Regions from separate parts of the Homo sapiens genome. Here region 1 is linked to region 2. Evidence: chromatin loops called from intact Hi-C (ENCODE). Cell type or tissue: body of pancreas. All regions are shown on one strand. Links, peaks and the distances in the headings refer to the core of each region. The heading gives the core; the rest is flanking DNA.

Region 1 (2,904 bases), core at 125-2,624, 78 kb after region 2:
TGGTCTTGAACTCCCAACCTCAGGTGATCCGCCCGCCTCAGCCTCCCAAAGTGTTGGGATCACAGGAGTGAGCCACTGCACCCAGCCTCGAAGGACTTTTTTTTTTTCTTTTCTTTTTTTTTTTTTGGTGATGGAGTCTTGCTCTGTGGCCCAGGCTGGAGTACAGTGGTGCGATCTCAGCTCACTACAGCTTCTGCCTCCCAGGTTCAAGCAATTCTCCTGCCTCAGCCTCCTGAGTAGCTGGGACTACGGGCGCATGCCACCACCCCCGGCTAATTCTTTAATTTTTAGTAAAGACGGGGTTTCACCATGTTGGCCAGGCTGGTCTCGAACTCTTGTCCTTGTGATCTGCCTGTCTTGGCCTCCCAAAGTGTTGGGATTACAGGCATGAGCCACCATGCCAGACCTCAAAGGACTTTTAAGAACAGGATCTGTACTATTCTTTTTGAAATGGTTTGTTTTCCTACTAAGTACACCCCAGTACACCCCTCTATTGCCCAAGCCTTCAGTAAAAGCTGTAGCTCATGTGACAAGAAAGCATAGAAAGGCCGGGCACGGTGGCTCACACCTGTAATCCCAGCACTTTCACTTTGGGAGGCTGAGGCGGGTGGGTCACCTGAGGTCAGGAGTTTGAGACCAGCCTGGCCAACATGGTGAAACCGCATCTCCATTAAAAATACGAAAAAGCCGGGCGTTGTGGCTCACGCCTGTAATCCCAGCACTTTGGGAGGCCAAGGTGGGTGGATCACGAGGTCAAAAGTTCAAGACCAGCCTGATCAACATGGTGAAACCCCATCTCTACCAGAAATACAAAAATTAGCCGGGTGTGGTGGCGGGTGTCTGTAGTCCCAGCTACTCGGGAGGCTGAGACAGGAGAATCGCTTGAACCTGGGAGGCAGAGGTTACAGTGAGCTGAGATCACGTCACTGCACTCCAGTCTGGGTGACAGAAAAAGACTGTCTCATTAAAAAAAAAAAAGAAAGAAAGAAAAGAAAGAAAAAAGAAAGCATAGAAAGAGGGCTTTTTTTTTTTTTTTTTCTAGGATGGGCACAGAGCAGAGGGACATCACCGGGAAGTGAGAGGCAGGGACTCAGGAGGTCAACACTGCAGGACTGGGGCCAGGGGCACTGGAAAGCCCTCTAGAATCCTGGAAGCAGTGAGGAGAATGTCCGGGGCCCGACTGCCATGGGCTAGGAGTAGGAGGAGACTCGATTTAGAGCTCGAAGGCTAGGGCCACCCAAGCTGTGCAACTGGGCCCAGCCTGGGCAGCTGTCATGCTCGGGCACTTTGTCCCTATCCAGCCTTACCTCATGGCCAGACCAGCATAAAAAACAGGCCTGCGGGGAGGGCCTGGCGGGACTGAGTCTTGTCAAGGAGTAATCTGGGGCTGCACACAGCTGGCCCTGGCTGTGGTGTGATAAAGGACTCGCCCCAGCCAGGGGCTCAGCCCACTGCCCCTCCCCAGGTAGACACTGCCACCTTCTGGCTGTTCGTCAACTGGCTGCCGGCCCCCGCCTCCTCCACACCTCCTTCAAGACAGGCTTTCTCCTCACCAAGAAACAGAATTGTGGAGGTTTCCTTTACCTGCTTACAATCCTGTCTTCCCGGGCTCCCATAAGGTCACTTGAATTAGAGTCTGGGTGATCCCAACCTTTAAAAACAACTTTACAAAACAATCTTTTGAGAGTACCTCTAAAGTGTTCTCGTTTTTTTTAAAAAAATGGGTAACAACGGTAACTATGGGAGGTGATGAGTGTGTCAATCAGCTTGATTGTCATAATCATCTCACGTGTCCATATACCAAGTCATCACGTTGTATGCTTTTAATATGTATACTTTTATTTGTCAATTGTATTTCAACAAAGCAGAAAAAAACCACTCTAGTCTTTTGGTCTCCTCCCACTGATGGCTTCCCACAACTGTCGCTGCCTCATTTTTCAGTTGATTGGGGGCAGGGCCCCACGGTGTGGTGTCACCGTCACTGGTATAAAGGCATTTGAGGCTACAGACACTGTTCCTGGTCGTTCCTCCTTGGTTTTTGTTGTTTTGTTTGCTGGTTGGTGGGGTGTTTTTCTTTTTGTCTTTTTTTTTTTTTTTGAGACGGAGCCTTGCTCTGTCACCCAGGCTGCAGTGCAATGGTGTGATCTCAGCTCACTGCAACCTCTGCCTCCCTAGTTCAAGAGATTCTCCTGCCTCAGTCTCCCAAGTAGCTGGGATTACAGGCACCCACCACCACACCCGGCTAATTTTTGTATTTTTAGTAGAGACTGAGTTTCACCATGTTGGCCAGACTGGTCTAGAACTCTTGACCTTGTGATCTGCCCACCTCAGCCTCCCAAAGTGCCGGGATTACAGGTGTGAGCCGCGGCGCCCAGCCGGTGGGGTGTTTTTTGCTGGGATTCCCCGGGCCTCTCCACTACTGTGCTCTGCGCCGGCGGGTTTGCCGGGATCCCCGTAACCAGCTTCTTGAGTTTATCAAGGTGTTTGTCTCCCTCCACAGCAACAGTTTGTTAATTTTCTCTCTCTCCTTACCTGAATATGGGGAAATGCTTTCCTGCCTTTCCTCCTGAGAATCACTCTATCCTGGCCAAAAACCCTTTGTTTTGGTCTCTCCAAGTCAGTGCTGAAACCCAAGCTTTCTCCACCAAAGGGAGTCCCAGCTCTTCACCTCCCAAATCTTCCCGTTCCCAAGTCCCAAACAGGGAAGAGAGCTCGGGCAACTGTGGAGATTGGAGTCTTGCCTTAGACTCCAAGGACCAGGCCCTTGTCCAGGGAAGCCCTTGGTCCTGTGGAATCTGCAGGGGTGGGGGTGGGGAGACTGCTGGAGAGACCTCTGGGTGACACGTTCCCCCCGACACAATGGAAACTCACATGGTCCAGCTGTCCATCCTCCACGGGCTCCAC
Region 2 (2,904 bases), core at 293-2,792:
GGATGACAAAGTGAGACCCTGTCTCAAAAAGGAAAAAAAAAAATGTATATATATATATACACAGAGTTACACATATGCCAAAAAAAAAAAAAAAGATTTGGAGGGGGCATTCTAAAATGATACCAGTGACTCCTTCTTGTGCTGGGGTGGTGGGGTAATAACATTCATAGTTCACATTTAGTCACTGCCCACCACATTTCTAAGAGCTTTGCGTGGATTAATAATTCACATAACAACTCTGAGGTCAGTGTTATTCTTCCTATTTAACAGAAGAGGAAACTGTTAACCGAGGGGGTGAGGGACTTGCCCAAGATCCTAGGCCAGCAGGGTTTGAACTTGGGCAGTTGGCCTCCAGGGTCTGTGCTCTCCAGCTGATGCTACAGTGCCTCTTTAACTTGTAAGTGATTTTTGTGTGTACAGTTTTCTATTTTCACATTTTTTTTTTTGAGACAGTCTTGCTCTGTCACCCAGGCTGGAGTGCAGTGGCACCATCTCGGCTCACTGCAACCTCCACCTCCCAGGTTCAAGCGATTCTCTTGCCACAGCCTCCTGAGTAGCTAGGATTACAGGCGTGCACCACCACGCCCAGCTAACTTTTGTATTATTAGTAGAGATGGGGTTTTACCATGTTGGCCAGGTTGGTCTCAAACTCCTGACCTCAGGTGATCCACCCACCTTGGCCTCCCAAAGTGCTGGGATTACAGGCGTGAGCCACCATGCCCGGCTATTTTCACATTTTTTAAGTAAAAAAAAAAAAAAGAAAAGAAAAAAAATGGCTGGGTGCAGTGGCTCATGCCTGTAATCCCAGCACTTTGGGAAGCCGAGGTGGGTGGATTGTTTGAGCCCAGGAGTTTGAGACCAGCCCAGGCAACGTGGTAAAACCCCATCTCTACAAAAAATACAAAAATTAGCTGGGCATGGGGGCGCACACCTGTAGTCTCAGCTACTCGGGAGGCTGAGGTAGGAGAACTGCTTGAGCCCAGGAGGTCGAGGCTGCAGTGAACCGTGATCGTGCCACTGCACTCCAGCCTGGGTGACAGAGCAAAGATCCTGTCTAAAAATAAAAAGAAAAAAAAAAAAGAAAAAAGTAGTAAGATATTTTAATTTAAAAGGTGAGAGAGAAAAGCTGTTAGCCAAGCTGTACTCCTTGGCGGGATGGGAAAGGCCATGCATGGATGTGGGTGATCTTGCAGCTGTGGAGGCTTTGAGGTCCCTGGGGTGGCCACCCTGTCAGCCCGTTCCCCTCACCTTGCAGATGCGGGCAATGCGGGACACAATGGTGTTCTCAAAGAACTCAAATTCCTGGCCAGTCTCGCTGAAGAAAAAGTAGATCTTGTCATCATCGCCTTGCAAGCTGCCCAGGCTCTCAGGAATGTAGGCTGAGGCCACAAAAGCTGGGTCTGTAGGGACCAGGTCAGGAGCTCAGAGTCAGCCCAGGAACCCTGGAGACAGGCCAAGCTGGGGGAAAGTGCCCCCTTCTAGGGCTGGGTGAACAGGATCCCTGCCCTCTGGGTGGTGGCAAGAGGACTTCACCTTGCAGCCAGTTGAGGGAGCTCTCGGTCTTGGTGGGGCGAAGGCTTTGGCTCCGCGAGATGGCCGGGTCATTCCCTTGGAAGCTGCTGACTGTTCCAGTGTAGAGCTCGCCATCTGCCAAGAAAACATTCCCATGGGAATGGGCTCCTCAGCACGGCCCCTTCTCCCTGCTCAGGGCCCAGAGTGACCCCAGCACTGCCCGTTTTGCCTGTGGTGGGCAGAGAAGGAAGCTGGAACTTGGAAAAACCAAACCCAAGGCAAGCCCCTGGCCATTCTGTCCCCTTGGAAATAAGCATGGCATGGACTCAGCCTGTCCAAAGCTAGCCCTCTAGCCCTGTGTGCCCCTACATGGAACCTCAATGAAGCCATCCTGCCCTCAACACTCACCAACCACCAGGGCAGTGGACTTGAAATTCGGGTCGAAGGGACAACGGCCCTTGCCATCTTCCAGGAGGACATTCCCCTTCTCGTCCCTTGCCAGGGTGAAGTTCTCCATGTTCTGCAGGAGGGTGGACACATGGGCTCAGGGGCACTCCAGGGAATGAGGAGCAGGCTTGGTGAGAAAGAGAGAGGCGTGCAGGAGAAGGCAACTCTGCAGGCAGGTGAGGTGTGTGGGACAGAAGGGGTCAGGTGTCAGGGACGCCGTCCTCCTCAGCCAGGACACGGTGCCGAAGGGTTTGAACCTGGACAGTCGGCCTCAGGAGAGGCCTCACCCAGACACAGTGCCACACTGCCTCACAGTGACCCGACGCGGGACACATTATCAGACCCACCTGGCGGAGGAGGTGAGGCTTAGAAAATGATGTGAGCCTGGCCGGGCGCGGTGGCTCACACCTGTAATCCCAGCACTCTGGGAGGCCGAGGCGGGTGGATCACGAGGTCAGGAGATCAAGACCATCCTGGCTAACACGGTGAAACCCCCCTCTCTACCGAAAAATAGAAAAAATTAGCCAGGCGTGGTGGCGGGCACCTGTAGTCCCAGCTACTCGGGAGGCTGAGGCAGGAGAATGGCGTGAACCCAGGAGGCAGAGCTTGCAGTGAGCCGAGATCGTGCCACTGCACTCCAGCCTGGGCGACAGAGCGAGACTCCATCTCAAAAAAAAAAAAAAAAAAGAAAAGAAAAAGAAAAAAGAAATAAAATGATGTGAGCCTGGAAGGGGCAGCAATGTGATTCAAACCCAGGTGTGTCTGACCCCAAAGCTGGGCTCCAACCCACAGCATCAAATGCCACCCTCTGCTAGGGGTGTGTGCTGAGGAGGGGGTGTACAAGATAAGACAAGAGAATCAAGCAAAGGAGAGGGAGAGATGCTGGAAGAAGCAGAAGAGGGCAGCAAGGCCTGGGTGGCACAGGATCTTCATGGGTAAGTGACC

The links. Hi-C counts contacts between places; a loop is a spot of excess contacts. Peaks named below come from ENCODE experiments on the same cell type or tissue, not always from the same donor. Only the 100,000 strongest peaks of a DNase experiment are listed, where the experiment ranks them.
Region 1: a loop joins it to region 2, with 3 times the contacts of the local background. A loop is called at or near these places in 101 of 110 quality-filtered maps.

What each region holds. Positions count from the first base shown.
Region 1 is chr15:90,141,901-90,144,804 of GRCh38, reverse strand. No RefSeq gene overlaps it. Among named protein-coding and RNA genes, the nearest start is that of IDH2, 41 kb to the right of the region's middle. RefSeq lists enhancers at 730-1,264, 2,814-2,904. In body of pancreas, for the core only: a CTCF peak has its summit at 1,477 (motif pointing left); a DNase peak (open chromatin) is centred at 1,404; H3K27ac peaks cover 1,636 bases.
Region 2 is chr15:90,220,110-90,223,013 of GRCh38, reverse strand. It overlaps SEMA4B (semaphorin 4B), which reads right to left. Exons shown (of 14, transcript NM_198925.4): 5 at 1,921-2,032; 6 at 1,534-1,647; 7 at 1,249-1,400. Among named protein-coding and RNA genes, the nearest start is that of CIB1, 12 kb to the left of the region's middle. RefSeq lists an enhancer at 813-1,651. In body of pancreas, for the core only: a CTCF peak has its summit at 1,540 (motif pointing right); a DNase peak (open chromatin) is centred at 1,573; H3K27ac peaks cover 987 bases.